3 separate regions of the Homo sapiens genome follow, and all the other regions are linked to region 2. Evidence: chromatin loops called from intact Hi-C (ENCODE). Cell type or tissue: PC-9. All regions are shown on one strand. Links, peaks and the distances in the headings refer to the core of each region. The heading gives the core; the rest is flanking DNA. Region 1 has its middle 750 kb from the start of LINC02484. Region 2 overlaps LINC02484 (long intergenic non-protein coding RNA 2484). Region 3 has its middle 220 kb from the start of LINC02484.

Evidence for each region. A loop is a pair of places that touch in the nucleus more often than their neighbours do. Peaks named below come from ENCODE experiments on the same cell type or tissue, not always from the same donor. Only the 100,000 strongest peaks of a DNase experiment are listed, where the experiment ranks them.
Region 1: it touches region 2 in a loop (9-fold over the local background); 1 of 110 quality-filtered maps calls a loop at or near these places.
Region 3: a loop joins it to region 2, with 4 times the contacts of the local background. A loop is called at or near these places in 1 of 110 quality-filtered maps.

What each region holds. Positions count from the first base shown.
Region 1 is chr4:35,017,325-35,028,296 of GRCh38, forward strand. No RefSeq gene overlaps it. Among named protein-coding and RNA genes, the nearest start is that of LINC02484, 750 kb to the left of the region's middle. RefSeq lists an enhancer at 3,965-5,164. In PC-9, for the core only: no CTCF peak of the experiment used is centred there; no DNase peak of the experiment used is centred there.
Region 2 is chr4:34,176,982-34,187,953 of GRCh38, forward strand. All of the region lies in intron 2 of LINC02484 (long intergenic non-protein coding RNA 2484), which reads right to left. Among named protein-coding and RNA genes, the nearest start is that of LINC02484, 87 kb to the right of the region's middle. RefSeq lists an enhancer at 3,540-4,739. In PC-9, for the core only: no CTCF peak of the experiment used is centred there; DNase peaks (open chromatin) are centred at 4,620 and 5,120; H3K4me3 peaks cover 669 bases; H3K27ac peaks cover 2,500 bases.
Region 3 is chr4:34,042,439-34,053,410 of GRCh38, forward strand. No RefSeq gene overlaps it. Among named protein-coding and RNA genes, the nearest start is that of LINC02484, 220 kb to the right of the region's middle. In PC-9, for the core only: no CTCF peak of the experiment used is centred there; a DNase peak (open chromatin) is centred at 4,353.

The DNA.
Region 1 (10,972 bases), core at 4,197-6,696, 840 kb after region 2:
CAAGAAAATAAATTAAAAATAATAATTATTTATACTATAAATGAATTTATACACTGTTACAATTTGTTGCAAAACATACATTTTGCTCATTTTTGTTTTATTCAATTAAACATTTATCTTAATGTCTTCATTTATTTTTAAAATGCAATTTCTAAGTTTTTGATGTGGAAAATATAGCAATGTAAACAGAAACATTTGTAATAGTGTGCTTTTAAGATCAAAAGAATCATATTCATTTTCTTCTTTCAAGGAAACATCATCTATAAAGCCATCCAATACCTTTTTGAATCTGGTTTCAGTATCAAAAATTCATAAGAATTAAATTAGAGATTGTATGTAACTTTCATATGCCATACTAAAAACATCACTGTATGAAAGCTGCTCTTACTGTAGTTCGATTACTTGGGGATTAAAGCCTGTTATCACTCGCCTGCTACAGCATGGGCTTCTAAAACCTATAAACTCTCCTTACAATTCTCCCATTTTGTCTGTTCAAAAACCGGACAAGTCTTACAGGTTAGTTCAGGATCTGCGCCTTATCAACAAAATTGTTTTGCCTGTCCACCCTGTGGTGCCCAACCCATACACTCTTTTGTCCTCAATACCTTCCTCCACAACTCACTATTCTGTTCTTGATCTTAAAGATGCTTTTTTCACTATTCCCCTACACCCCTCGTCCCAGCCTCTCTTTGCTTTTACCTGGACTGACCCTGACACCATCAGTCCCAGCAGCTTAATGTCACGTGCGTCCATGAGAAGAGACCACTAAACAGGATTTGTGTGAGCAACAAGGCAGATATCCAGTGGGGTCCCGTACAGATGGGACATGGTTTAGGAAGAATCCTGGGCTTCGGGCATTCCTTGGCCCAGTGGCCAGATTTCCACACTTGAAGCAAGATCCTAGGGGAGGAGATCCTAGAGGAATGCCTGACCACTGTGGCTTTTTACCTAAATCAATCTGGCCTGGTATATGACAACATAAAAAAACTCAAGGATAGAGCCCAAAAATTCGCCAACCAAGCAAATAATTATGCTGAACCCCCTTGGGCACTCCCTAATTGGATGTCCTGGGTCCTCCCAATTCTTAGTCCTTTAATACCTATTTTTCTTCTCTTATTCGGACTTTCCATTTAGTTTCTCAATTCATGCAAAAACGCATCCAGGCCATCACCAAGCATTCTATACAATAAACACTCCTTCTAACAAGCCCACAATATCACCCCTTACACCCAAATCTTTCTTCAATTTTCTCTCTCCCACTCTAGGTTCCTACCCCACCCCTAATCCTGCTTGAAGCAGCCCTGAGAAACATCACCCATTATCTCTCCATACCACCCCCCAAAATTTTCGCCCCCTCAACACTTCACCACTATTTTGTTTTGTTTTTCTTATTAATATAAGAAGACAGGAATGTCAGGCGTCTGAGCCCAAGCTAAGCCATCATATCCCCTGTGACCTGCATGTATACATCCAGATGGCCTGAAACAACTGAATATCCATGAAATAAGTGAAAATAGCCTTAACTGATGACATTCCACCATTGTGATTTGTTTCTGCCCCACCCTAACTGATCAATGTACTTTGTAAAAATCTCGCCCACCCTTAGGAAGGTTCTTCGTAATTCTCCCCACCCTTGAGAATATACTTCGTGAGATCCACCCCCTGCCTGCAAAACATTTCTCCTAACTCCACTGCCTATCCCAAAACCTATAAGAACTAATGATAATCCCACCACCCTTTACTGACTCTCTTTTGGGACTCAGCCTGCCTGCACCCAGGTGAAATAAACAGCCTTGTTGCTCACACAAAGCCTGTTTGGTGGTCTTTTCACATGGACGTGCATGACATTAAGCTGCTGGGACTGATGGGTGTCAGGGTCAGTCCAGGTAAAAGAAACAGAGGCTGGGACGAGGGGTGTAGGGAAATAGTGAAAAAAGCGTCTTTAAGATCAAGAACAGAATAGTGAGTCATAGAGGAAGGTATTGAGGACAAAAGAGTGTACGGGTTGGGCACCACAGGGTGGACAGGCAAAACAATTTTGTTGATAAGGCGCAGATCCTGAACTAACCTGTAAGACTTGTCCCGTTTTTGAACAGGTAAAATGGGAGAATTGTAAGGAGAGTTTATAGGTTTTAGAAGCCGATGGCGTAGCAGGCAAGTGATAACAGGCTTTAATCCCCTTAAAGCCTGTTATGGGATGGGATACTGGCATTGGGTGGGGTGATTAGGTTTTAACGAGATAGTAATGGGCATGTGATCGGTTGCCAGGGAGGGTGTGGAGGTGTCCCATACTTGTGGGTTAAGGTGGGGGGATATGAGAGGAAGATGTGAAGGAGGCTCTGGGTTGGGAAGAAGGGTGGCAATGAGATGTGGCTGTGGTCCAGGAATAATCAGGGAAGCAGATAATTTGGTTAAAATGTCTCGGCCTAATAAGGGAACTGGGCAGGTGGGGATAACTGAAAAAGAGTACATAAAAGAATGTTGTCCAAGTTGGCACCAGAGTGGGGGAGTTTTAAGGGGTTTTGAAGCTTGGCTGTCAATACTCAGAACAGTTATGGGGCCAAGGGAAAACAGGCCCTTCAAAAGAAGGTAATGTGGAGTGGGTAGCCCCCGTTATCGATTAAACAAGGGATGGACTTACCCTCCACTGTAAGAGTTACTTGAAGCTCGGCATCCTTGATGGTCCAGGGGGCTTCTGAGGTGATCAGGCAGCATCAGTCTTCAACTGCTAAGCTGAGGAGATCTGGGAAGGAGTCAGTCAGAGAGCCTTGGGCCAGAGTCACAGGTTCTCTGGGAGTGGCTGCCAGGAGAGTTGGACAGTCCGATTTCCAGTGGGTTCCCTCACAGTTGGGACACAGCTTAGGAGGAATCCCAGGTTGTGGGCATTCCTTGGCCCAGTGGCCAGATTTCCAGCACTTGAAACAAAATCCTGGGGGAGGCGGTCCTGGAGGAACACCTGGCCACTGCGGTTTAGACGTTTTGAAGTTCTTGTGTACTGGAAATGTGGCTGGGATTTCTCTCACAGTGGAGGCAAGTAATTGCAATTCAGAAATATGTTGCTACTTGGCTGCCTCTATTCTATTATTGTACACCTTGAAGGCGAGGTTAGTTAGGTCCTGTTGTGCGGTTTGAGGGCCAGAATCTAATTTTTGGAGCTTTTTCTAAAGTCGGGAGCGGATTGGGTAATAAAATGCATATTGAGAATAAGACAGCCTTCTTCTGGGGTCTAGGACAGTAAAGCGTCTAAGGATTGTTGCCAAATGGGCCATGAACTGGGCTGGGTTTTTATATTTGATGAAAAAGAGCCTAAATGCTAACTGATTTGGGAGAGGTTGGATGAAGAAAAACGAGAATTAACCCTGACTATTCTCCAGCCACCTCTTTAAGAGGAAATTGTTGGGCAGGTGGGGGAGGGCTAGTCGCAGAACGAAACTGTAAGCCAGACCAGGTGTGAGGAGGGGAGGTGATAGAAAGATTTTAGGGTGGGGGAGCAGAGGCTGAGGAAGAATTGGGACGTGGCTAGGCCTGGCGAGGAGCAGCCTGGGGGAGAAGGGGAGAGGTCAGATGAGTCCGTAGAAAAGAAGGATTCAAAGGTCTCAGAGCTTGGAGTGGAGACTGAAGGAACAGACAGGAGAGAAAGAATAAAGATTTGGGATCAGTGGCATTGGGAGCAGAGAGTAGGGAGGGACCAATGCGTAAAAGAAGGCCTGGATGTCAGGCACCTCAGATCATTTGCCCATTTTTCAATAAAAATTATCTAGATCATGTAGGATAGACAAATCGAAAGTGCCATTCTCTGGCCACTTGGAACTACTGTCGAGTTTGTACTGGGGCCAAACAGTATTGCAGAAGAAAATAAGACGCTTAGATTTTGGGTCAGGAGAGAGTTGGAGAGGTTTTAATTTCTTGAGAACACAGGCTAAGGGAGAAGAAGGAGGAATGGAGGGTGGAAGGTTGCCCATAGTGAAGGAGGCAAGTTTAAAGAGAAGGTTAGAGACACGGAGAAGTGGGGTGGGGAGTAGCCCTGGACTGCAATGTGGGTGAGCAGCCAAAGCAGGCGTCCGCGCAATTGACTTACCACCATGGGAATGTGAGTGAATGACCAAGGCAGGCGTCCCCGTGGTGATCAGACACCAATGGAATGTGAGTGAATAATCAGGCAGGCATCCCCACAATGATTAAACACCAAGGGAAGGCTGTCTTTCTGAGTCCGTGACCTGTGCCGGAGTTTTGGGTCCACTGATAAAATGTGTCTCCTTTGTCTCTACTAGAGAGGAAAAAGAACAGGAATTGGAAGGACAGGGAGATTGAAGGGTAGCGAGAGAGCCTGGAGAAGAGAGTGAAAAGACCGCTTACCCAATTTGAAATTGGTGAGATGTTCCTTGGGCTGGTTGGTCTGAGGACCCAAAGTCATAGGTGGATCTCTTCACGGAGTGAGGATGAGGACAGGAGACTGGTCTCCCGAAGGAGTCCCTCTGACCCAGGTCTTCTGCACCAAATGTCTCACGCGTCCTTGTGAAGAAAGTCCACCAACAGGATTTGTGTGAACAGCAAGGCTGTTTATTTCACCTGGGTGCAGGTGGGCTGAGTCCGAAAAAGGAGTCAGCGAAGGGTGGTGGGATTATCATTAGTTCTTACAGGTTTTGGGACAGGCGGTGGAGTTAGGAGCAATGTTTTGCTGGCAGGTGGTGGATCTCACAATATACATTCTCAAGGGTGGGGAGAATTACAAAGAACCTTCTTAAGGGAGGGAAATTACAAAGTACATTGATCAGTTAGGGTGGGGCAGAAACAAATCACAATGGTGGAATGTCATCAGTTAAGGCTATTTTCACTTATTTTGTGGATGTTTAGTTGTTTCAGGCCATCTGGATGTATATATGCAGGTCACAGGGGATATGATGGCTTAGCTTGGGCTCAGAGGCCTGACAATTAGCAGCCAGATGCTAATGGCACTATCTGAGCAAAGTAAATCTGATAAACTGGCAAAGTTTAATTGTTGGCTCAATACAGAACTTATATTCTAAAAAATTGCATTGTCTTTCCGGATGAATTTATGACAAGTTGTGGAATTCCATTTAAACAGAATGTTGAAAAATACTAGCTCCTAAGAAAAAACTAGTTATAATACCTGCTGGAGGGACAAAGGACAATTAGTGATGTCATGTCTCTGACAGTATTTCATCCTCCATGTTTCTCACCTTCAGGAAAGAATAATCCTCATGATAAAAGGTATATTTTTGTATTTCTTTTCCTCATTCATTTGTCTCTATTGTCACGTATTTGAAGTCCCTGTGTAGCATGGAAAAAGTCTTACTTATATTTCATTGCATGGATTCAATAAATATTTGCATATTTTTGACAGTTTTATTTCAAGTGACTGTACTATTCAAAATGTATTTGTCAAAAAAGACTCAAATATAAACATATTTACATTAATATTATTAATTGAATTTACCCATACACATTAAAACTAAAAGGTTAAATATGAAATGATCTTCACTCTATTTATTTAGAATTAATTGCTTCCCTATTATTTAAAATATAATACATGCATGTTTATATTTTTTAGCCAATGTTTCTATAGAGTTCCCTTAATACTAAAATTATTTTAAAATTTAAACATCAGAACATTTTTCCATTTCTGCAAGACTACTCATTGCTTTTACTGGACATATTTACATTTTAATTATATTTTTATAATTTATCTGTTCAACAGCTTATGGTTTATAACATTTTAATACAATTCTAACTTGGCAGAATCAAAATTAAACTAGAGAGTTTTTGAAAACTCATAACCTGTCAACTTTAGAGAACAATTCTAGTGAATAGTCAAATTATATACCAAAACCAAAAATATCCAAGGCTAGAAGAAGATTTAATTGGACATATTGTTAAATATCTAGAAAGTTTACTCGAATAGCAGTTGAGCTCTAATACAAAAACTGTATTTTATTATGTCATCTATTTTGCTTTTATATGTATCTGGATTACACATGTTCTTGACCTGTATTCCTGTCACAAATAAACATTTGGTATCGCTAGTTAGTACAGAAAAACATGAGAAATGGTTGGAAGTTAAATTTATCTTTGTATTTTGAAATACACATGGAAACAAGAATAACTTCTTCAGTATTACTTATTATGCAGATTATAATTTCACAGTTGTTTTCTCACATCTATTTCATCGAGTCTCCTAATAAAAAATAATAATTCTAACACAACTCTAACAGTGACTGAGCTGCCAAAAATATCACTGCCAATGAATTAAATCATGTTGTTTACAATAATTTGCTGACTCTTAATCTGAAGAAAGTACTTTGTGGAACTAATGGTGATGCTAATTGTGCATTTCTATGCTCTGAAATGACAATGATATCATAACAAGTTAATCTCATTTCAATGTGCATTTCGGATGCAAACCACAAAATATATTACAAAAGACATTTTGATTAAAGTTTGCTAAAGGTAAAGTTTTTAAGAAAACAAATGTTTCTCATTTATTTATGCTTGTGAATCTCCTATATACATGGTCTTTTATTTGTGGGGGAGAAGGGAGATTATGATAAGTGATTGATACAAAAAAGGAATAAATATTTATTTTGATAGCTACACGTAAACGTATACTGAGGCCTATGTGCAAATTTTAATTAGAACATTAACAGTAAAATGTGATGACTAATTTTGCAAGGCAAATACTATCCTGCAATTTGTAGTATGTATTGGCAATAATATAATTTTTTCTCTTGATTATTTAGTAGCTAGATTTTAATTTAGTTGATTGTATAACTCACTGACTCTTGTTATCAATTATTTTGGTTACTTTTTAGCGTACATACCACATGAAAAGCAAGAAAAGGTAAAGAGCCAAAAATTTAACTTATTAAAAATTTTCATTTTTATTATTTTATTATCCTTTCAATTTTTAGCAATTCTATCATTATGCTTAGTGACAAAGCAGAGTAACATGAAATTTTTTTTAAAATCTGCAAACTAAAAATTAGCATGTTTACAAATACCAAAATAAATCAAAATCAGAATGAAGAAACAGCTTTTTATAAAGAAATGTAGGAATCAGATTTTAAAAAGAAATCAAAATAGCAACTAAAATTGTTTTCTCAAACTTCTGGTCATACTTCCAACAGGACTGTTAGATATCTCCTAGGTAGGCTGTCACGGGTTTCTCTGTTGATGATTTCCAATTACTTTTCAGAATTGATAAATCGTTGTGTTGAACTTTAAATTGTGTCCAAAACTTAAAATTTCTTAAGAATAAAGTTAAACTCAGATTATTTAACTTATAAAGATTCTTCACATGTATGGTTTCATTAAATCTATATGACTTTATTAGATTTGTCCAACAATCCTAATTGTAAAAATTAATTACATAACTTGATTTCTCAAATATATGTTCTTAGGCTAGCTTTTTTTTCTGAATTTTCTAAGCCCTACATGTAATAATTACATGAGCTAATAAATTACAAATATTTTAAAATTTAGAACACACATGTTTCCCTATAGTGTGTTAAGTTTTTATTAAATACATGCTCTCAATTTAAAGCTACATCACTTAATGAACGTGTTTAGTTTATTCAAAGTGAAACTATGCAATTCCTGTTGACCATAACATTACACAGGTTTTAATAGAAATTTAAACAATAAATCCTTGGATCCCATACTATATAATCATACTTTATATAAATAACTACTTTTATTTCATTCTCTCCTATATGTATGGTTTCTATTTATTTTACTAGCCATTTGCAATGTTTAGGACCTATACATTCTCGCTGTGTTCTGAGCCTTAGGGTGGATTGTATTTCTCCCTCTCTCTGCTAAATATAATTGTATTAGTTTTCTACTTTTGTGCAACAAATTAGTAAAAAATCATCAGGCTAACTTAATACACTGTTATTACCTCATAGTTTCTGTTGATCAGATAAATCTGGGCATGGGTAAATCAGTGTTCTGTACAGGGTCAGGCTGAACTCAAGTTGCCAGGCCCACTGTATTCTCATCTGGAGGCACCATTGAGGAAGAATCTACTTCCAAGTTAATTCAAGTAGTTGGCAGAATTCATTTCCTTGTGAATACGTGAATGAAAGCTTCAAAGTCTTGTTGGCTGTTGGCTGAAGGTCATCTTCATGTCCTAGAGGCAACTGTAGTTTCAAGCCAAGTAGATTTCTTTATTGTCTGCTTATCACATCAAACATGCAAGGACATTCTTTGACTGCTAAATTATAAGATAGGGTACATGATTTAACCTACTAAGAGTGACATTACGTCACCTTTGCCATATTTTATTGGTTATAAGAAAGTCTCATGTCCCACTCATACTCTGTGGGAGAGGATTGTACAACAGCATACACATCAGCGAGTAAGGAGCAATGGGGATCATTGTAAGGTTTGTCTGCCACAATATTGCTAGCATTAGGTTTTATTGTAAATTCATTTTATCTGTTTGAGAAAGTTTCTTTCTATACCTAGTTTATAGAAAGTTTTTAATAATGAATGGATATTGAATATATTAACTGTTTTTCTGCATCTTATTAATGAGCATATAAGTTTTAGCCTTTAATAAGTAAAGGAAGTGGTTTACGTTAATTGATTTTTGGATGTTAAACTCATGTAGTATTTTGGGGATACATTTCATATTATAATTCTATATAGTACCAGATTTTACTTGCTAATATTTTATTGAAGGTTTTGAGGTGAATGTTTATGATTTGTATGTGTCCTTAATTTTATTTCTTGTAATATCATGATAATCTTCTCATATAATTACAATGTTGTTCTCATACAACAATTTTAAAGGTATTCTCTCATGTTATCAAAGAGTTGTGGAAACATTAATATTGCTTATTTCTTAAATGTTGGATAGGATTTATTGGTAAATGCTCATTTTTTTCACGGTAATGTTTATTTTTGCTAAGTATACTTACGTAATATAAATATAATCTTTCAAATTTTCTTTTGATGAGAATTTTTAGGGTATGCAATTTTTTATCCGTTCATTTTTAACTACCCTTTTTCCTTTGATTTAAAATGGGATTCTATTGGCAGTGTAGGGTGTGGCATTGTTTGTTTTTTAATTTTATTATGATAATCTCTTTTTTTAATGGGAGTCATTAGACCACTTACTTTTAATGTAATTTGTTGCTTTGTTTGGACTTAAGCCTGTCTTATTTTTGTTATTTTATTATCTTATATATTCTTGAGTCCTTCTCCTTAATGTTTTGCCTGCCTTCTTTTAGAATAGTTGATTTTTTTATGATTCCATTTTATCTTCAGCCTTGTCTTGGTAGTTTAACTACATTATATATATTTTTATTAATTGTATTAGAATTTACAATATACAAGTTTAATTATAACAATTTGCATTCTAATAATATTATGTCATTTAATTGCAACTCTATGCTCCCATTTTCTCTTCCCAGTTCTGTGTAATGGTAGTTATACAATTTTCATTCTGCATATGCTATAAACCCCAAAATATATTTTTTTAACTTTACATAGACTCATATTTTAAAATAATAAAAAAACAGGGAAAATGCTTATATATACATCCAATATTCTCCATGTCCTTGTGTAAACCCAAATATCTATCTGGCAATATGTTTCATAAACTGGAAAACTGTTATATTAAAGTATTTTTCATAGGGCAGATCTACCGACAATGAATTCTCTCATCATTTCTCTTTGTATTTAAAAAATTATTTTACCTAAATTTAAAAAAATTGATTTTCTAGGCTATAAGATTTTGTGTTGACAGGTTTTCTGTTTTTTTATACTTTATAATTTTTGCTGTACAATCTTCTGTTATTGTTATTACTACAATTTTACTGTGATTTTTTATGTTTTCTTAATTTCAATATATTTTTCTCTTTTCTTCTTGGTTTTTAGCTGTAGGAATTTGATGGGCCTAGATATATTTTTTCTCTGTGTTCATTGTTTTCTATGTTTTCTGAGTTTTACACATCTGTGATTTGGAATCATTCAGTAATTTCGGAAAATAATGAGCCATTCTTTTTTCAAATATTCCTTCTACTCTGTTCTTCCCCCTTTGCCTCCTAGGATTCTAGTTACATGTAGAGGATTTATTACTTCTCAAAGCCTTTGGGTCCTTTATTATGTATCTTTAACTTATTTTCTCTTCTTCATTTTCATTTTGACCATTTCTAGTAATTTATAGTGAAGTTTGCTCATTTTTTCATCTTCTGTATCTGGTCTTGTAATAAACCCATTGAAGAAATTCTTCACTTCTGATAAAAAAATGCGTTATTTTAACATTTGCCTTTCACTGTGTTCTGGTTTCCAGCTCTCTTCTCAGAGTCTTGTGACTATTTGGAATTTAGTTTACCTAGTTGCCTTGCAACCTCAGCATTATGAAGAGGTCAATAATAGTTTTGATTTCACAGATTAACAATTTATTTTGCCATTAGAGATGGAATGATGTTTTCTTGCAACTTTCTACATTTTAATGAGAAAAAAACTCTTCAAAGTTTGGCTTTAATCTGTTAAACCAGATCCAGTGTATCACTAAAGGATTGGTGTTCACCTTTCTGAGGTTTCAGCTGAATATCAGAAAGGTCACTAATGTCACTCCATGCTGGTTCCTGGGAAACCAAACAACTCCCAGCATTTTGCAACTTCTATAATGTCTGTTCACCTCAGAGCTCCCCGATACCATTTCTCACTCAAAACTTGCAGAGTCTTTTCCTGTGCATGCATAGGCTATTATTGAGATAAACAATGAAAGAATTACTTATTTCAATTTCTGGACCTCCTCTTCTCTAGTACTCTGCCTTACAAAGTCTAGCAACTTTAGCCTCCTCAACTCTGATCTCTGTTTCTTCATTTCAGTGGGACCACCAGGATATTCTTGGACTTTTAACTTCCTGCATTGCAACATTGTAAGTGTGTACAGGCCTAAAGCTGAGAAATTTTTGTGTGTTTCATTTTATGTTTTTCC
Region 2 (10,972 bases), core at 3,460-5,959:
GGGTGGAGGGTGAGAGGAGGGTGAGGATTGAGAAACTATCTCTAGAGTACTATGCTTATCACCTGGGTGGCAATATAATCTGTACACCACACCCTAGTGACATGCAATTTACCTACATAACAAACCTGCACATGTACCCTGAACCTAAATAGAAGTCAAATAAAAATAAAATAAAATAAAATAAAATAAGAATAAAATTGTTCCCTCGGATGAGCAATATTGTCTGTCTTTTATCATAGATTTCAACTTCACACTCCCCCCATGTTGCTCTAATTAGTGCCCGTTCCTACACAATTTTCATCTGTTTGCTTAGTATCTTCAAAATAAAATAACATATTTATTACTCTATCATGCCTGAATATCACACTGGGAATATGAAAAAGGAAATTTTCCCTGGAAGAACCCAAGTATACTAGAAAACCTGGAGTACTAGAACTCTTGTCCAGCAATGGTCGCATTAGACTTATGTATTAATTGCTATCACTATTCAGGAGCCCAGGCTCTAATCAAAATGAATGCTTTAGACAAACATCATCTTGTCTGCAATTATCTTTTTTTTTTGTTTTTCACTCTCTTAGAGATTAATAAGGGCATACACCTGAGAGCAAAGGAAACAAGTTAAAGTTAGTGTGACCAGGAAAGGAGCACTTGAAAGGGGACTATTTAATTAGTAATCTTCCATGTAGGAAGATAGGAGGAAGAAAAAGCTCAAATGATATTTCTACATATATATGTATATATTTTGACAATTATGACAAATATCCAATTTCTACTTTATAAATTCTTGTTGAAAATTCTAATTACCACATTAAAGGTATTCTCTTTATTCATGCAGTGTGATGGTAAAACCACAGAGTTAACTAAAAACAATTGTGAAGAAAAGAAATAGTATTTTACCACCAAAACAAATATGTCATTCAAATAAGTTGCATCGTCTAACTTAATAGGTTGCTATGCAATGATATAATGAGAAAAACCTGTAATGTATGTCTTCATAATATTATAGATGTGAATTAGAAGTTCTTCAACCCTTTCTGTACTGGTCCTTTCTGCACTGGAGAAACAGTTGCCAACATATTCAGCTCTGTTCTCCTGTGGATGCTAAGGGGCAGGTTTTCATTGCAATACTATAGTTACGTGGAATATATCCTGAGGTTGGTGACATTCAAAATCTCACATTTAATTTGAGTAAATTCTAGCAGGAATTCTCATTTGTTCCCAAAATTGTTAAGTAACTCTGTTATTTGTTCTGACCTCGGATGAGTGACTTATCCTAAGCTCTGGCTATTGGGTTCCAAGGACAAAAAGTCTAGGTATGCTATTTAATTTGAAATTTTGAATATAACCCAAGTAAACTATCATGTGGGCCACTTTACTCTTTAGGTGGAATGTGCATAGATGTTACATTTGGACTGGACACATCTATTATTTTGTGCCATAAAAGTAATTTAGTTTGTATTGTGTTTTATTGTTTCCTCACTGACCAAAGACATTCTTGAAAACACCAACCAGCTTAGTTCTCCTCAAACTGGACATTGCCATTCCTCAGTACTGCACTTTATTAATGAGACATTATTTTTTACAGAGCCACAATAAAAATTGACTGCCTGGGTGACAAACAGGGAGTTCTCCCCTTTGGATGCCTGTGGCTCTGGATTAGCTCACTGGGAAACTCTTCATTCCATTTTGGCTCAGGTAATGATTACTGAATATGCAAGAATTTCTTCCTTAGAAACAACCCAAACTTTGCATCACACCTCTGTGAAGAATGTGTTCTCTCCTATTAGAGCTATTTCACTGCAACAGGTTTATATAGTTTTAAATATAATTGTATATAAATATATATCTTTTAATTATATAAATCTGTTGCAGTGAAATAGCTCCAATTTACTGTACATGAATCTGGTAGGAAAGGGACAATTGACCCGATGGCTAAAGACTGATTTGCAATAAATTCTGATATTATTGGCAGCTATTGTAGCCAGCAACCATTCCCTATAATTTACCTTAGCTCTGCTGAGTATAGATAGATAGATAGATAGATAGATAGATAGATAGATAGATAGATATCATATAACATGTAATAGATACATCTTTATATATTTATATGAAATCTGTCCTTACTTAAAAGGGCACCCCTTACCTGTGCTTCAAAAGTTGTCAGTACTAGCTCATTTTTGGAAGAACCTCAGAAATCTGAAAGTGAGAGTTAGAATTTTGAAAAAATGTTCATAGTCTGACAATCATATTTCTACTGAGGGAAGAAAATTTATACTCGATGGGGAAAGGTATTGTGAGAGCTCTTCAATATCTGCTCTAATACTTCAGTTGCTCCAACAAAGAAGAGGAGAAGTGAGAGGTTCCCATGGTGAGGAGGGGAGAATAAATAGAACATGCTTGGTTCAGCATATCTGAGTACTCTCAGTCAGACTGCACTGACCCTCTGGTATTTTATATATACTCACTGTTATTAGGGAATCTTTATTTTCAATCTGTTTCAAAATGCAAAGGGAAATAAAAATATGTTTTTATTGATTTCATGAAATCCAAACATTGGTTACTCAAATCCCACTTTAAATGACTCAGACTGCATATATTCTTCAATATGCAGGAATTTTAAAAATTTAAACAGAATCAGCAATAGCTAAAACAAGACTTTGCAATTAGGCAATTTATTGATGCTGCAAATGCTAATCATATATTTTGCCCCAGTTATTACACACAAAATTTAATTGGCAAAATAGTTACCAATAGACAAAAGTGGATTATTTTATACACCTAAAATTACCATCATAGGTTGCAAAACTTTGCCCTTCTAACCATGTGGTGCTTAGAAGAAAGAATTTATAATCAAAATAGAAATATACTTCCAAATTTTTTATGTCTTCAGTTTTTTTTTCATCATGGAAATAGTAATAGAATAAATATCAAATTCTGGAACCAAATTTTGTGGAATTGCTGTCTCATTACATAGCTCTTTAACTTTCAAAAGTCAGGTTTTGGTAAATTTCTCCATCTGTAAAATGACAATGATAATTTATTTTAGCATTTAATAAATAGTCTTACTGGGTATTTATGAATATTAAATACATTAATTGTATAAAGCTCTAGGAATACATGAATATACTATGGAACATAATATTTGTTCAAAAAATGCCAACAATTATTAACATTCACTGAAGGTTTATAGAAAACTTATAAGTAATGTTGGACATTCTTTCAAATGATTGGAAACAAAGATAACTTATGAAGTCGGTCACTCCTTTTCTACATCAGCAGTAGATAGGTTTTTCTTAATATCCACTCTTTAACTCAATACTGAAAAAAAAGTGTGACAAAGAGCTCAAGGCTTATTGAATTAAAGGCACCTGATACCAATCTATTTTAATGCAATTATTTAAAATATGATAATTCAAACTCATTATTTTATTCTGTTTATTCATGCCTCTTTGATAAATCAACCTAAAAGTTTTATTTTTTGTATCATTTTACTTGCCATATTTTAATTTGAGAATGTTATTTTTCCAGAAATTTCCTAGAAAAGGTAGGAACCATCTAATTATACTCTATGTTGTTCAAAATAAACCATAACAACTTATTTATAGACAGAAAAATATGACACCTGGACTTAAAGCTCCTGCCTCATTTCTTTTTCTACTACATCATCATTAAAGGATTGCCAGAATCAAAGTTCTCATATTCTAATTTGGGAGATTTTGTCATTGAAATATTTTTTACAAAAAAAAAATTAGAGGTGGTATATGAATTTATACTTCATTTGCATTTTTCTGTAATTAACAACACAAGCTTTATATTTCAAATAGTTCATTGGAAAGGTAGTTTTTCTTTCTAACCACCCTTCATTTCCTAATGTATAATTGAGTTAAACCTGGTAAACATTTCTTTTTTTCCAGGTGTCAAGATGTTAAACTTTGTCAATAGAGGACTCTGCAGGGACACTGTGGATGAAAGGGTCTACTCTTCTTCACTCCAGGACACATCTCTGGACATGCTCTTCTAGTGCATGACAACCAACAGTATATCACAGCCAGCAGTGAAAGACTGCCTAAAATATAATCTACTTCTCAGGAGGCAGTTTCTTCCAGTATATTTGAAGAACGCTTTCAAGCTGTTTCTTCTATACAGAATCTAAGGTAACTTCATACTCTGGTGGGCCACAGGTAGGGGGTTCTTCCACATCTGTTCCTTCTTTAGAAGGTCTGCCTCAGCCTCAAAGTTTGTGGCTGCTTACTCCATATGCTATTCCTGAATTCTTTAGAGTTGTCTCTTTCCCATAATAGCTAATCCCCTATGAGAGTTTATAATTCCTTGTATTAAACTTCCTGTGTTCAAATTATTCTGTGGTTTCTGTCTCTTGGTTGAATGTTGACTAATAACAGTTGTGGTATGAGGAAGTAGAGGGGTTCCTGGAGAAAGATCTGAAAAGATGGTATTTGGACATTGGTTTACTCATGCCCTTGGGCTTGAGCATATTGGTGAAAACTTTGCCAGAAGGAAACAGAGTGCTAAGTAATCTATGGCATGTAGTGGCATACCAATTAATCAAGACATCACCTGTGCTTGATTGTGATCAAGTGCTGACTGAATCAAGTCCCATGGAAACTCAATGGCTGCCATAATTTAATGTACAGAAAGTGACTACAAAGACTATGCTGTGGCCAGAATTTCCTGAGTGACTTGGAACGCTTACAGAAATGAATGATAAGCTCAGGAATTTAGACGTCAACTCATGACTAAACCAGAGAGATTTCATAACAGTCCTAAAATACTATCTTATTTATTAGGGTCATAAGGTTGATACCATCAAAAACCAAATGCAAAATTTAATTATGTCAACTGTGAATAGCAAACTCCATGGTGTCACCATCCTTAAGTGTTAAGTTTCAAATATTGATTATGAATGATTGTTCAGTTGTAGAAATAAGGATTTCCTTGGCTACTCTTATTAACTTTTTGTTTTGTTTCTATATAAGTACTCAATTTCCTGTTTTTTTCTTCTCTGTTCTTACTCTTTTACAATAGAAGGTTGATGGCTATTAAAATGAAAATTCATTGTCATTGATTGCACAATGTCAAGATGGATTGTAATTGAGGAGGAGTGAACATTACTCAGAAATGGAGGCAGTACTTAAGAGCTTTGTTCTTCCTTTTACGTGAGGGTGAGCAGTTGTTTATGTTAGGATCGCCAGGTTGTGTTACACAGGAGCATTTTTTGTTTGTTTCTTATTGCTGTTTGGAGGCTTAAGAATGGGAAGAAAATATGTGTGAGGGATGATATATTTGGATTGGCTTGCTCAACATCCATTCAAACCTGCTTATTGTGTATTTTCTTATATTGCAGAGGCTAAAAAGCTAAAAAAAAAAACAAAACAAAAACAAAAGCAAGCCCACACACAGTTTTCCAGATTCTCTTGACATATCTAGATGTGATTTTGGTTTACATCATTCATATCACTTCTGGGAAATATTGGCTGCTTCACAGAAAAGCAGAGGTGGTAGACTTAAGATCTGGCCAGTGTTGCAGTAACGTTCAGATTTGGCAGGCCGTTTCCTGATTGCAGCAGAAGCACTGGCTGTCTCAGCATCCCGAATGTGTCCTGTGAGTTTTGAAAGTCATTAATGGGAGAAGGTCAGCGTAAAGTCTGTTGTTAGTCATTCTAAATATTTTGAAAGGTCATCAGTATCTGTATTAGTCTGTTTTTGTGCTGCTGATAAAGACATACCCAAGACTGGATAATCTATATATTAAAAAAAAAAAAAAAAAGAGGTTTCGTGGACCCACAGTTCCATGTGGCTGGGGAGGACTCACAATCAAAACGGAAGGCAAAAGTCACGTCTTCCATGGTGGCGGGCAAGACAGAATGAGAGCCAAGTGAATGGAGAAACCCCTTATAAACATAGCAGATCTCATGAGACTTATTCACTACCATGAGAACAGTATGGGGAAAACCGCCCCCTTGATTCAATTATTTCCCACCAGGTCCCTCCCACAACATGTCAGAATTATGGGAGCTACAATTCAACATGAGAATTGGGTGGGGACATATCAGTATCCTATAATAAATCCCATATCAGTATCCTATAATAAATCCCCATCAAGATTAACCCTGGATCAGGGAAGAAATTATTCCTGTTAATGATTTGAGAACAACAGACAAGACTTATGAATATATGTGCCATTACATTTAAGTCTTCATGTTCTTGGCATGTTCTAGGCAGTTGGTTTATGCTTTGCCTGCATGTGTTTCCCCTCATCAATCCTCCAAGTCATGTCATATCTAACTCCTCCTTTATCTGGATTGCTTTAGGTTTGGGTCTATAGCCCTTATGAAATACTTTGGGCACTATTACATCGATGTGATATTACTTTGGAGGCTTTTGATTCTACAGAACCATTCTTTTTTATCATGAAAACCTGCAATTTGCCTATCAGAATGTTTGCTTTCACAATTATCATTTATGATGTGCACTTCAAGGTGCTGTCTGAAGTCAACAATTTATAATAAAATGTAGAGAACATAAATGTTCCGTTTGATACATTTTTTAACAATTGTATACACTGATGTAAACACTATTAAAAGATGCGACTGTTGTATTACAGGAAAGAATGCTTCCCTGTGCCTTTTCTCTTCACACCACCACCACTACCACCGCCACTATGGTCACTGTTTTGATTTTATCTTTTTTTATTATTCCTAAGCTTAACATAAATACAGTCATAAGATGTGATGTATTCTTTTGTCTCTGGCTTCTTCTGCTCAACATGATATTTTAGAGATTTATTCATTCGGTGGCATATGTCAATTGTGTGCTTGTTTTTTATTAAATAATATTCAATGTATCAACATGCCACAATTTGTTTATCCTATTCTACTGCTGATGAAGTTTGGGTATTACACTTTTGGGTTGTTACAAATAAAGATGCTATAAAATAGCTTTATGGAAATTTTTCTAGATTAAACGTCTTTAGAAGACAGTTTAAAATGTCCTCTGCGATACTTTAGGTTTCACCTAGTGCTCAGTAAAGGTCTGCTACAGGTTGGTCAAGGAAATGGGGAGAGAGATTGCCCGAGGCACCAAAAGCTGTGAGTACAGCAGAAGAGCAAAGGGAATTCCTCATTCTGATGCTGGTGTCAGGGCTATAAATCACAGCTCTCCACAGCCTTTTCCATGCTCATGTCCCAAGCTCTGCTGGAGAGGAAGTGGTAATGCTGCCTTCATTGTGTTTTACTAGATTCCAAAGAGGAAAATGAGTGGAAATAAAATAGAACTTATTTCATTTTTATCTGCTTGAGTAGTCATTGCTTGCCCTCAGTGAAGACACACTGAAGTGCCCTGTAGGAATACAATTGAGCTTTCCTACCTTGCACTAGGTTTCAGGGGCTGCCACTTTGCAATAGAATACCAGTATGGCTGAAAACACGCTCTTTCTCTCTCTCTTTTTAAGAAGAGCTTTATTGAGATACAACCAATATACAAAAACTGCACATATTTAATGTATACATTTGATGAATTTGGACATAGGGATACACCCATGATACTATCACCACAATGAAGGTAGTAACAGACATATTCATCATGTCTAAAAGTTTCCTTGTGTCCCTTAGTTGTCATTGTTGCTCTTTGTTTTGTTTGCTTGCCTTTGTGGTAAGAACACTTTACAGGAGATCTATTCACTTAACAAATTTTCAAATGCATAATGTAGAATTGTTGACTTTAGGCACTATGCTGTAAAAAGATCTCTAGAATTAATTCATCTTGCATAAGCTGAAACTTTATATCAATTGAAAAACTCCCCATTTCCCTCTTCTCCCAGCTCATTGTCAACACCATTCTAGACTCTTCTTCTGTAAGTTTGACTATTTTAGATACTTCATATAAGTGGAATCACGCAGCATTTGTCCTTCTGTGACTGATTTATTTCATTTAGCATGATGCCCTTCAAGTTCAATAAAACTGTTTACAAACAACAACAGAAAAAGAATTTCTCTCATGTTTTCTGGGCCTTCCCCAGGCTTTAGCAGTTAACGACCATCATGCCTGAGAAAGTTTTCCCTCATTTCTCCTGTCCTGCTCCCAGCATTTTACAGCAGCTTCTTTGCTCCATTTTAAGCCTCTATTTCCTTGTGTGAATTTGTCTCCTCTCTCTGTCCTGTCCCCTAAGCCTTCAACAGGCCACTATCTTCCACTTGAAAAGGCTGTGCAACCCTAGGAGGGGTCCCTCAGATCCCCTTCCCACACTCTGACTGACCTCTGCATGCTACTGCCACCCACCAAGCAGACTCAAAAAATAGTCTGCAAGGCCATGCAAACCTTGTGGCTGGACTCCATAAGTTTCCAAACCATCATAACAGCTTATATATAAAGTACGGCTAAAGATTTCTTAATGGTGCGGCTGGCTTCTTCATCAGTTATTTACACTAGGTTTCTTCTCCTTCCACCCCTTGATCAGTAATGAAAGCAACTATTGGTGTTCTGTCTCCTAGTAAGCATGTGTCACTTTCTGGACTTGTTTTCATTTCGTTAACTTCTTGTTATTTTTTGTTATATCTTCAGTTCCATTATAGGATAAAAATTTAAAAAAATATAAATTTCTCTCTCATTCACCTTATTGGTATCAGTTATATGGTGAAATTATTAATGATTTCTTGTGACTTTCTACATTCCCACCTGAAGCAGGTGTCTCTTTTTATGTCATTTTAGTCTTTCTATAGTAATTCATTGTAAATAACAGACTAGACTCATTGCTTTGTATAATTACTACCACATGGCAGATATTCAATAAAATGATTTTGAATGTCAAATGAATTCATCAAATCAACCCTACATTGTCATACATTTCTATTTTTAAACAAGTGTCATCATTTCACTATTAAATCTGTTGCTCTGAATATTATCTTTAAAATACACTTCTGAGTCATTTTTTAGGTCACTTTATATTTCAGAACAGTTGATATCAAGGGTAAAAAGAACAGCATCTTTTTGTCACTTCCTGTTTTCTGAATAAAAATAATTTATTTTCTTCTGCAAACTTAATTTTTCCCACAATTGTACTTCAGTCAAGACTTCAGACTGACATTTATGGGGACTAGTCCATTCTCAACCTGTCCCCTGTCATCATAAGAAAACAAAGTAACTATCAGCAATTGTCTGTTTCTCATCTCTCTCTCCTTAAGATGTTTGTAAGAATAATAGTACTATTTAAATGTTAAAGTACTGTATGAACTTAGAAAAAAGCTTCAGAGACTCATTCTCAGGTAGAACCTAAGCTTCTAAATATAGTTGGTGTCCCCATATCCACAAGTTCTGCATCTGCATATTCAACCAAGCATGAATTTAAAATATTTTGGAAAAAACAATAAAAATAACAATACAGTTAAAAATAATGCAAATTAAAAAATATATAACAACTATTTACATAACACTGATCTTGTGTTAGCTATTGTAAGAAATCTAGAGAGTTTAAAGTACTTGTGAGGATGTGCATAGGTTATATGCAAATAATATTACATTTGTATAAGGGACTTGAGCATTGGAATTTTGGTATCCTCAGGGGTTCTGGAATGCATTCCTTGTAGATACAGAGGGACAACTGTATGTTAGGTTTCTGTTCTTGCTGAAAAGCTTTATTATCATTGAATCTCTTAAATGAGATTTCTTATTACTAAATATCACTTACATGTCATTAATATAATAATAGGGTCATTATCACTGAATAACATTAAATGTGCTTATATAAATGAAGCTAGAAATTGATGGCATAATAAGTTTGCCAGAGGTTTTTGCTTTGCTTATATAAACTCATGTAATTCTCACAAACAACTTGTGAGAGATGCTATTATTATTCCAATTTTACAAATGAAGAACCTCAGGAAAGGGACTTAATTAATTTGACCAAGGTTTCATAGTAAGTTACAATTAGGATTAAACCAAGGCAGTATGATTTCAACATCCATAATCATAAATTCTATATTTATTTGCTTTATTTATTAACAAGATTGCCTTCTACAACCAATAGTGAAATTGCTGTTAGCCCATTGTCAAACATAATGACATTACCTCAGTTCTCATTCAACTTCATTTCTCTACTCCATTCAACTAGAGACAACAATTTCCTTTATGTTCTTCCTGTATCCTATTCTCAACATGAGCAAAATCAGGCTCAACATATTTTCTTTTATTTCAGAGTTGGCAAACATCTTCCATAAAGAGCTAAAGAGTAAGATCTGTGGACCATGTGGTCCTTGTCACCACTGCTCAATTCTGCTGTTGCAGCGAGAAAGCAGCTGTAGAAGTTATGTGAATGAATCTGTGTTCCAGTAATACTTTATTTAGAAAAACAGACTGCAGTTGTATTTTGCCACAAGCTCAGTGGGTTTGCCTACCCTGGCATTACTCCATACTCAATTTAAAAAGGCCCATTAGAGTGGTCTTTAGGACTCTACTCTCCCATGCTTTTTATTTACCCTCTCTCATTGATATGTATATATATATCTCTTAGCTATCTATAGTAGTTACTAATCGCTGAATGAATACTATGAACCCTTTAGATATTTCCTGTAGCACAATCATAAAGAATGTCACTTGCCACACTAATCATAAGTGGAATATCTAGGACTTGACGTATTACTGAAATTCATGCTAAGATATGCTATACTGCCTCTCTGACTTTATGTTTTATTATTTATAATTCCATACTTATTTCAAATTGATGATTTAAAATTATTTTTAAGAGACAAGTGATTCTTGTACTTTTTTATATGGGTATCAGGCATGTGAAGTGAAGTGAACATTATAGAAAATCAAATAATACTAATAACTAGTATTTATTGAGTGCTTACTATATCCGCACTAAATATTTCCCTGTATTATTGCAATTAATAGTCAAAGCAATCTTATCTAGTAGATGCTATTATTTTCCTTATTTAACAACTGATACAAGACTTTGAAA
Region 3 (10,972 bases), core at 3,317-5,816, 130 kb before region 2:
CCTGTAATGTTCTATGTCATTCTCTTGAGATCAACTCAAGCTCTCTGAAAGCTGGGGTAAAATTATTTTTTCACAGCTCCTGATGCTTAAGGTAAGCATTTATGCTCTTTACATTGGCTATAGCTAAGAATGCATTTTCTTACTTAAGGCTCACATCCATATTATTATTTATATTTCCTTTTTTATTTTATGTCTATTTTGGAGAAGTATAAAAAGTTTCAATAATTCTTTCAGGTCATTGAATTAAGTACATATCTGAGCTGGAATGAACACTATGATATGCTGTGTAATCAAGGTAGAACTGGAATTTTAAAACTTATAACATATATAAAACACTCAAAAATTGATTATATGAACTACAAATTTCCCATGTGCTAAAAGCACAACTTCCTTGGAAGTATCAAAAGAGCCTACAGATCTTGAAGGATTTAAAAATGTTCTGCTTCAACATTAAAATATTATCTATGTGTCAATCATTCTCTTTGATATATGCCATTCTTAACAGAATGGAAGTATTTAATATTTTCAATGCAAACAGTAAAATGTTTACAGCTAAAGATACAACTCTGTGTTAATTAGACAAATAATTTGCAGTAAAATGGGTTTGCTTAATTTTTTGTTCTCATAGCAAAACGATTCTAGATTTTATGTCCCTTTCGGAGAGAATCTTAGTTGTTCTGTTTAATCTACCAAACAGAGCAACGCATTTTTATTGTGGAATATTCATGTTAATAATATATCAAAACCAAGATATGTACCTGGAAAGAACAAGTAAAACAGTACCTGCCCAATCAGAATTTGCCATAGAAGGAGAAATTGGAAGCTCATCTGGGGCCAAAGAGAAGAAAGTGATCTGAGAGAAACCTCAGGAAGAAGAGCCAAAATGGGCAAGGTGCCAGAGTAACTGCTAGTTTCCACTAAGACATACAGTTTTGCTTTTGTTTTTCCAGTGTAGAAAATTAAGATGTAAGGTCTGAGAAACTATGAAATCAACTAGCTTTGGCATTTTGAATTACAATAGAATGCAGCATAAAATACTCTAGAATAGTGAAAAACAAACAAACAAAATAAACCTCATACACATTAGAATGGAAAGTTTTGAGTTTCCAGAATAAATTATAAAACCAAAGAGGTATTTTAGTTTTGAGTAAAATACATCTTTATGTTTAAACAATGGTAAAGTCAATTCATTCAAAATGTTGATGTGTGTATACACACACACACATTCACACCACACAAACATGTACACAATATGCCTACATAAATACATATTAAAGAAACTAGAGGTTTTCCAAAAGCATCCACTTTTCCCATGTGACATTTGAGTCAATTGAGACAGGGATGCAAAATCAGGTGAGAGGAGATGAAATTAACATTTTTATTAGAGGCGAATGTTAGATTGAAAGACATGGCACACATGTATGTCAAACAAAGTTGCAAATCTCTTAGTAAGTGATGGGGGGCAGAGCCGTGTAACTGTTTTGTACAGCGAGGCTTTATTAAAGAAAATGAGAAAAGAGCTGTTTGATCTGAGCATGGTCACTCTATTCACCCAATTACATTAATCACATAGCTCATATCTTATCTAGTGAAAACACAGAATAAAGGTCGATGACAGGGAAAGACTGATTCCAAAGTTACTTTGCATGGAACATGACAATTCCAGAATAAGTGTCCACTCGTGCATGTATCTACATGGATTTTTATAGATAGAAAATTCCTCCCAATGTTTTCAATGTTCTCTGTTTTGGTTCAGAATTTCTTATTGGCAGGGCTTAATGAGAGGGTAGTGGAAAAATATGTTGTATGTGTTATTTGCATATAAACCATCTAATATCTTAGCATTCCTTTTTTGTATTAATCATATGAATTCATGGTATTCGTATGACATTACAAGCCACTATTCTCACCTATAAGTAGATTAAATGTTAAATAAATGTCAGTGGGCCATGTAATGGCCTTTGTTCATAACTGCAGATTTTAGTGTCAAGAAGAAGAGCAGTAGATTTTGCCTCATCTTTAGCAAGCAAACTTATTTTTTTGAATAAAGGAAATGGAAAAGATTCATAGTTTCAAACTATGATTAATTTAGCATCAACATATTTATTTATCTACAACGTATTCAATCAATAAATGTGTCTCAATTTATTAATTCTCTCCTGGATACCAGATAATTCAGTAATTACTGAGAATACAAAAAAGGGATACAATATATATTACATAAATTAAGGAGATTGCAATATAATCTAGTGAATGCTTAGAGGAATGTTTATTTTCCTTCTGTGTTATTATAGGAATATAATCTAGCTCCTTCTATATAGTGGAGAGAGATTTGAAATGGGCATCATTGCAGTCTTTTCACCCCCTCACTCTTCCACATAATAGAAGTAGTGCTAATTGGAATAAGCAAAACCTAGAATGTTAACTGGGATATGGGTTTATTAGGAGATAGAGTCACACTAACTAGTAAGGTCATTAACTCTTATGCCAGAAACTGTGTGCCAGTCAAGCAGTCAATACTCCAAGGAGCTGGATAGTAGCTCTGACTGAGTCTTCCATATGGATCGAATTCACCCACTTCTTATGGTCTACATTTAGACTTGGAGTAGGAGGCTTTATCATTGGTCTTTTACCCCTTTTATTAAGAAGTACTGCAGGTTAGGGATTATTGCATACTTGCCTGTAATAAAGCCAATATTTTTGATGCTTATTGGTCTTTATCTTTTTTTCTCTTTATATTTTATTACTTTGAAGACAGCAATGTGTGATTTGTATCAAACTAAAACATACTAGGGAACATACTGGAGAGGGTAAATGTAAATTAATAATTGTAAATATAAAAATTAATGTGTGTCTATTATTTTAAGTTAGGTTTTTTGCTGAAGAGTCTCAGGTTTGAGAATCAGAAGTACCTGGAAACGGTCATAGACTTTGGATGGCAGACAAAGTACTTTTGGTTATACAGATAATGGGAATTAATGTTTGTACAGTACTTATTACAGAGCACCTCTATGTTAACTGCTTTACATAGAATATCTCATTTACTCCTCACAACCAAATGCACATAATAATGTTGGAAGCAACATCTTAATAAGTGTTTCAGATGCACTAGGACTATTCTAAGTAATATACATAAACTATCACATTTAGTTCCCCAAAGTGCTACGTGAGGTAAATACTGTTATAATCTCTATTTAACAAGTGGGACACTGAGGCATAGAAAATTAAGTAAATTGCCTAAGATTACACAGCTATTACTTCTAAGATGTTCTGATGTCAGGGGATCTACGACAAAATATGATTTACAAACTCTCATGAGCATACAAATGTAGCACAATTGATAATCTTAGTTTTAAAATGACAAAGAGAAAGCCAGAGAAACATCAGAGAATGGAGGAAAACAGAAACTAACTTTGAAATCTTGGAGGCCAAACTATTCTTATGTGAAAGGAAAAAGAAATATACCCAGAATGATATAGCTGGAACTAATGGCTTTCAAATGTGGAGCTAGGAAAGAGGATGATATTTTATTCATGACAAAATCAGTGAGGATTTCTAGGGCTCAGAGAACTCTTAACAGAGGAAAAAAAAGAAAATCTCAGAGTATACAAAAATGTTCCCCTAAAGGGAAACTATATCCAAAAAGTTATTGAGAGGCAGTTTCTCAAAGTTAAGATAGGAAGTCAATAACAAAGCAGGCAACTAGAGAAAATCTATTACATGACTAGGATCATTATATTTGCCACTTCTACCACATTTGAATGGATCTGTGAAGGGAAAACTGGGAATTCCAGTTAGAATATCTCAGAAAACAGTGATTATAAAAGTTATACGGTTAGTATAGATGAAAACTCGGATTTATAAAGAAACAAGACATTTATATGTAGCAAGTGACTCTTCATAATAAGTGAGTCTCAAACTAAGTTAAAATTTGGGCTAGTGGAAGGATGTTCCCAGTACAGAAGTGTCCTACAAAGTCAGGTTAAAACATTAGAATTGGCTTCAGCAATAGACATTTTGTGCTGGCCTACAACTTTTTTATTTCCTGTTTTATATTACAGAAGAATTTACTAGGCTATTTTTGACATAGTGTGCTAATAATGACTATACTTTAAAAAACTTTTTCTCTTAAAGCAGAAAGAAAAAGCATCTTCATCTTAAAAGATTTGTATTGTCAATAACTATACAAACTGAGGAAGGTCTAAGGAAGAAAATAAGGTGGTTCTCAAAGATGAAGAATAAATCAAGTTAATCTGATAAAAATGTGTAGATAACAGAGAACTGAAAGCTGTTGGACATAACTGTTTTGCACTTGGACAGGTATGAGTCAACTGTTGCCATAGTAATGTTGCATAACAAACCATTCCCAATCTCAGTGGTTTACAGCACAATCATTTATTCTTATGCAGGTCACCAGGGCAACTCTGGTTCAGTTGACCCAGGATTGGTTTGACTGGGTGACTCTTCTTCAGGTTGTGGATCAATTACCCCTGCATTAGGCTGTGATTAGTTTTAGTTTGGGTTCTAGATTGACGGGAATGTGCCTACCTCGGGCACATGCCTCTCAGAGCATAAAACCAGATCACAAGCCTATGTAAGAACTCTGCTTTAAAAACAAGTGTTAACATTTCATTAGCCAAAGCTGGTCAAATATTCAAAGTCAATATCAATGGTACAGGGATATATATTCCACTTTCAGTGGGATACAGAAATAAATAAATATTTTCTAAGCAATAATTTAGACTATTATAAGACAATAAAAGGTTAAAAATGATAAAATTTCAAGAATTCTAAGACCAAAATTCTTTCAGATTGAATAGATGTTCTGGATTAGAGAAACTTTACTCTCAGAAGACAGAGTTGATAGAACCATTATGAAGCACATTAATCTGGCAAATGGAGTCACAGATAAAAACAATACAAAGCTCACTGATATATTTAGAAACAAATATGGTCAAAACGACTACGTCTTGTATCTCTTAGATTCAGGAAATAAATCCCAGAGCCATGGAGAAAATCTGTATTTAAATAGATCTAATCATCTAGCTCAGTGGACTTTAAATTTCACCCAAGTGCTTTGGTTAGCCTAATGGAACTTACTCTACAGAGAATGAAACTGTTGAGTGAATGAGACAGTGGGTGCTACAGGAAATAAACAAGGATGTTAAAAGACAGTTCAAGTGAGAAATGAGGGTGGGGTGACATTGACTAGATTTCTGAGACCTTTAAATTAAAAGCTTCCGGCAGTCTGAAGAAATGAATTCTAAACATATATTTACCTAATAGACAATACAAATAGAAATTGTAAGAGGTTAGGTGATGACAGTGTGAAATGCACGCATGACTATAGGAGAAAATGACAGAAGGAAGAGAGGATAGAAGTGGGGTTAAAAGGAGGAAAGGAGAAAGAAAAAGGAAGTAAGAAAGCCAGGAAAACTAATGGAAAATTTAGGTAAATCTAAAAATAAGTTAAAGGTAGAACTTCTTAGGTTTTTATGACTAAGTTGACAAAAAAGTACATAACCTAAAAACAGTAAGTGTGTGTATGTGTAGATATATACAGAAAGAGAGTAAACGGCTAACCTCAGACTTCTTAAAATCTACTAAACTGAAAACAAGTATTTTCCTTTCTAAAACTGATCCAAAAATCAAGTAATTGTAAAGAAAATATTTATAAATATGCTTACATTTAAAATAACTTTTATTCATTAAATGTGCATATAAAGAGTAGAAAGATAAAGAGGAAGAAAATAATATTTGTAATGTTTATATTTGTTTATAATACGGAAAAAAACCCTAATACCTAGAAAATATAAAGAACACCTATCTTTATGGAGAAAAAGCTAGACAATCAAAAAGGAAGCAAAATACTTGAGCAGGCAACCCATGTGCAGACATGTGCACACACACATTAAGGAAAATAAATATCTACATGAAAAGATATTCATTTCATTAGAAATAAGAAAAATACAAATTAAACATCAAAAAGTAATATTTTACTCCCATCACAGTGGGGAAAAGGTAAAATCCTAAAAATGCCAAGTGCTGGCAAGCATACTGTGTACTAGGAAATTCCAAATATTGCTAGGAAAATTTTTGCAATAATTTTGGAAAATTATGTAATATTATTTAAGAAATTTAAAGATGAACATAGCATATAACTCAGCAATTCCACTTCTGTGTATATGTCATAGACTTGTACTGTTCAGTAAAGTAGCCAGTAGCTGCATGTGACAATTTAAATTAAAATTTAGATAAAATCAAATTAAAAATTCAATTACTTAACTCAGTTACACTTACCACATTTTAAGCACTATGTAGTGACATATGGTTTGTGGCTACCCTTTTGGACTGCACAGATAAAATTATTTTAAACATATGAACACTGAGACATTTACAAGAATAATCTTTGCAATATTGTTTATGACAACCATAAACTGGAAATAACTCAAAGGCTCAACAATTTTAAAATGTATAAAATAGTTGTAGTATATCCATACAATTCCATACTCCAAATAAAATGAAAGAAAGTGCTACACATAACAGAGTGGATAAATATTTAATGAATACACTTGTTAAAATTGCATTCATGTAAAGGTCAACCAAAACAGAAAACAAAACAAAACCAAAATTCTGTTATATGGATTGGCATGGAACACGTGAATGGGAAATTATCTAAAAACTCAAGAAATGACACATCTAGACCTGCACACACACACACACACACACACACACACACACACATACACACACACACACACACACACAGACAGAGAAAGAGAAAGACAGAGAGAGAGAGAAACAGAGAGAAAGCGAGGTAATCAATATGAATAAATGAATGGTTGTTTCACGCGCGTCCATGTGAAGATACTACCAAACAGGCTTGTGTCAGCAACAAGGCTGTTTATTTCACCTGGGTGCAGGCGGGCTGAGTCCGAAAAGAGAGTCAGCGAAGGGAGATGGGGTGGGGACGTTTTATAGGATTTCAGTAGGTAGTGGAAAATTAGTCAAAGGGCTGTTCTCTGGCTGGCAGGGGCGGGGGTCACAAGGTTCTCAGTGCGGGGGACCTTTTGAGCCAGGATGAGCCAGGAGAAGGAATTTCATAAGGTAATGTCATCAGTTAAGGCAGGAACATGCCATTTTCACTTCTTTTGTGATTCTTTAGTTGCTTCAGGCCATCTGGATGTATATGTGCAGGTCACAGGGGATATGACGGCTTAGCTTGGGCTTAGAGGCCTGACAGATTGAATATTGAATATGTGAGGAATCCATATTATCCTAAACTTTCCAAGGTCGGATAACCGTCTGGGATTGGGATGGAGGGAAAAATAAGTTTTTATTTTATTTTATTTTACTTCAGATATATTATGTTTAAGGAAAGATCAGCATATACAAGTTAAAATATTAATCAGGCAGCTATAAATTTAAAGCTGAAATCACAGAGATTGGTTTGGACTGGATTGGTAGATTTAAGTAAGGATCAGCCATATAGGGATAAGAGTTGATGCTGTGAGATTAGGTGAAATTCTTAAAAACTAGGCTCTAGGAAGAACAAGTCATAAAATAAAAGGAGACAGAAGGAAGGAAAGACAAATCCTCTTAATGGACTTGTAGCAGGCTGCCCAAAGACATTAACTCTGCATGTATTCAGTGCACCAGTGCCATAGCCTTCCCATACTACAATGGAATAAATAAATCTGAATCTCCCCAGCTTCCAGGAAGAAAAATTGACACTGAACCTCTGCATGTTCAACTCTTTATTTTAGAGACAAGAGAAATAATTTCTAATCTTTCAAAGTCAGCTGAAACTTCAGTTCCTGGGGTAACCCTTCATTTTCCACTGCCCTTGGTCTAATTCAGGCATGTTAATAAGGCTCTTTTATTTTCTTTGTAGCAATAAGCATAGATTGGAATTAAAAATCTACGGTATGCACACGACTGCTTTACTATGATTGCCTCCTCCATTAAGTTCTACAAAAGCAAGAAAAATGTCAGTTTATCTCACCATTTTATCTCTGGCTTCTGTGCAGAAGAGGTACAAAATATGTATTTGTTAAACAACTGTTCAACAGAATAAATTAGTTAGAACTTTGTCTGTTTTCATGTGTGGCATAGCTGTGCATGATTCCGTCGGTCCTGTATTGACTGTTTGACAAAAAATGTATATAAAGGAAGAGCAAGGATCCAGTGAAGTAAATCCTTTCTTTACTTCTGAGGTTTTACTGGACATTTCCAATAATCATGAACATATGTACATAAAATTCCTCTTTCTACAGGGTGCCAACACAAGGATATAAATGCACAAATGTAAAAAAGAGGAGACTCAAGTCTAGGTAAAAACATAAACTATCAATAAATTGAATTCAGTAGTCCTTGTCTTCTCTTTCATTTTCTCCACATTTAAAGGCTGGAGCTATCACACATAAGGGCATTTTACCCTATGTCTTCAATTGTAGAACAGATGGTGTTAAAATAAACGAGCATCTCTGAGAAGTGGGCTTTAAGTTCCAGGAAGGTTTCCTAGGGATGAAAGCTTAAATATGATTTTCTCTGGAAGAGGGGAAGCTATTGTGGATACATTTCAATTCATTCCTTACTTTGTGGATATCAATTCTGAAAGGAAAGGAGACTGCTTTTAGAATTTTGGAAATATTATTCATTTTTTTCCTTTGTATTTGCAGGGTTAATTGTTAATTGTTGTACTAAGCCCCAATCATTAAAGGTTTACAAAATTAAATGTGAAGATTAGGCATTTACCAATTCCCAGGCTTAGATATAATCCAGGATGTACATAAATTGAAATTGGCATATACATGCCTTCAACTCTACCAGATGTTCTGAGAAGTCTTTGGAAACTTGGGGATTATCACCATAATATTGATTTGGTGAAACGCATGTGGCTAGATATGTCAGAATAAATAGGTTTGTTCAGTATTTTTTGACAACGAAATTTAGAAAAACTCATATAAGCTCACACCGCATGTCTTTTAAGGCATTTTGCATTCTGTCCTTTTTGCTAAGATCAGATGATTTAGGGTAGTATATTTCTGACTTTAGTTTTGGATAAAAGTTATAATTTTCACAAACATTTTATTTAAGATTATATATAAATTAAATTTAAAGAAAAAGCAGTGTTCAAAGTTCTATAACCAAGTTGATCGGAAGATATTTGCACTTTTATAAATATCTAAGTAAGATTAGGTCTGGATGGGCGGACTTTTTGTAGGAACACCCTGGGTTTCTACAAATTCTAACATAATGTGACAATTGTTTAATGACTGATGCAAGAGCTATGTAAACAAAATATTTGAAATAGGATAATTAATTTTTGTACTTTGTTGTGATGTTAGAGATGATTAACTGGATATTTTCTTAGATATTGATGAGATAATGAAGCTAAATCATGCTTTGCAATTTTATTTTCTGAAGAGGAATTATGTAAAAACTGTGGGCAATGGCCTGGATAGTTTGCTTGTAGGAGCCATTTTTTAAAATATTGAATCAAGTTTTACATCATTTTAATACTGAAATTTCTCATTGCTTGGTTGCCAATGGTAGCAAGAAATTGCAAAAGAACCAGAGACATGTTTTTTGACCATGTATTCAGACTCTTTCCCAATCACAGACATCTATGCCCTGACCTAATGGGTCACGTCATTACTAGAAGTCAATGTCACAATACAAGACTTCTCGTAATCCTGCTGTTTTATATTGTTTGGTTACCTTGTTTTGCCTATGTATTTATATCTAACTTATCTATTTATTTGTATAAATGATTTGAGGTAACGTAAACTTCAATAAAAGCAACTTTATCAAATAAGAAGAAGTATAACGGAGAGAACAGGCAACTCAGTTAAAATACTTATTTTAAGCTTTACGGTGTACAAAATACATAGGTTTATGTAACATAAGAAAGTTTATCAGCTATTCATGAAACCATTATTTTCCAGAGATGCTAAAGAAAAAAGTCTGATGTAAATCTCTATGTTTTAGAAATTTTAACAGGATACTTTTAATAATGCAGTTATTTAAGTTTCAATTATTTAAATAGTCTCTATGTGAAATTCACTGAAACCAATTTTAAAATTTATTGTAGATTTATCTGTGCACATTTGCAATGTCTTTTTTTACTGTAAGTCAGTCAAAGGGAAAATATGCATTTTTTAAACTCTGTCTTCAGACTACAAATTGTGTTGGGAATATTAGGTGTGAATATACAGCCTAGAACTATAGAGTTGAAGAACATGATAAAGTGACTGAAAGTGCTCATTTGCATGTTATCCTAGCTGTTGGAAACTCTTCACAAAGTACCTATGACTGCTTTCTTGTGGAAATGCTAAATTATTGTTTATGTAGTATTTTATGCAAAAAGATTATATTCTTTGAGTACCAGGAGATGTTTATTAGCAGAAGGTAAAACATGATTGAAATTTAATTCAAAACTTTCTAAGAAGTTCTGAAGAAAGGTCAATTTAGAATTATTAACAGCAGGACCCAGCAACTTCTTAAAATTTCAAGTAAATTATTTTTCAGGCCTTAATATATCTGGAATATTTATCACTTTAGTTTCCTTAGGTACTTATATAATTTTTAGTATTGTGTATAAATTGTTAGATGTTTCAAATATAAATTAACACACTTTATATGTAGAAAAGTTTTAGATTTATTAAAAACACACAGGTACTAAAAAATGTTCCTATATAAAAATATGAGAGCTTCCTTGATTTTCTCAAACTTCATTTTGAGTAATCACTGTGAGTATTCCTGGAGGTGAAACCCACAAAAACATAATGGTCAGATCTACACGTTCATTTATAAGCATATATAATTTTGCTCAGTCTTTTGATTTCTTCTTAACTGAGTACGTGAGGAATTTATGGATTTATTTTTGGTTGTAAAGACTATATTGTGGACTTATCCTTTATTTTTTATTTATTTCCTATTTCCTTAATTTTAAATTTTAACAGAATTG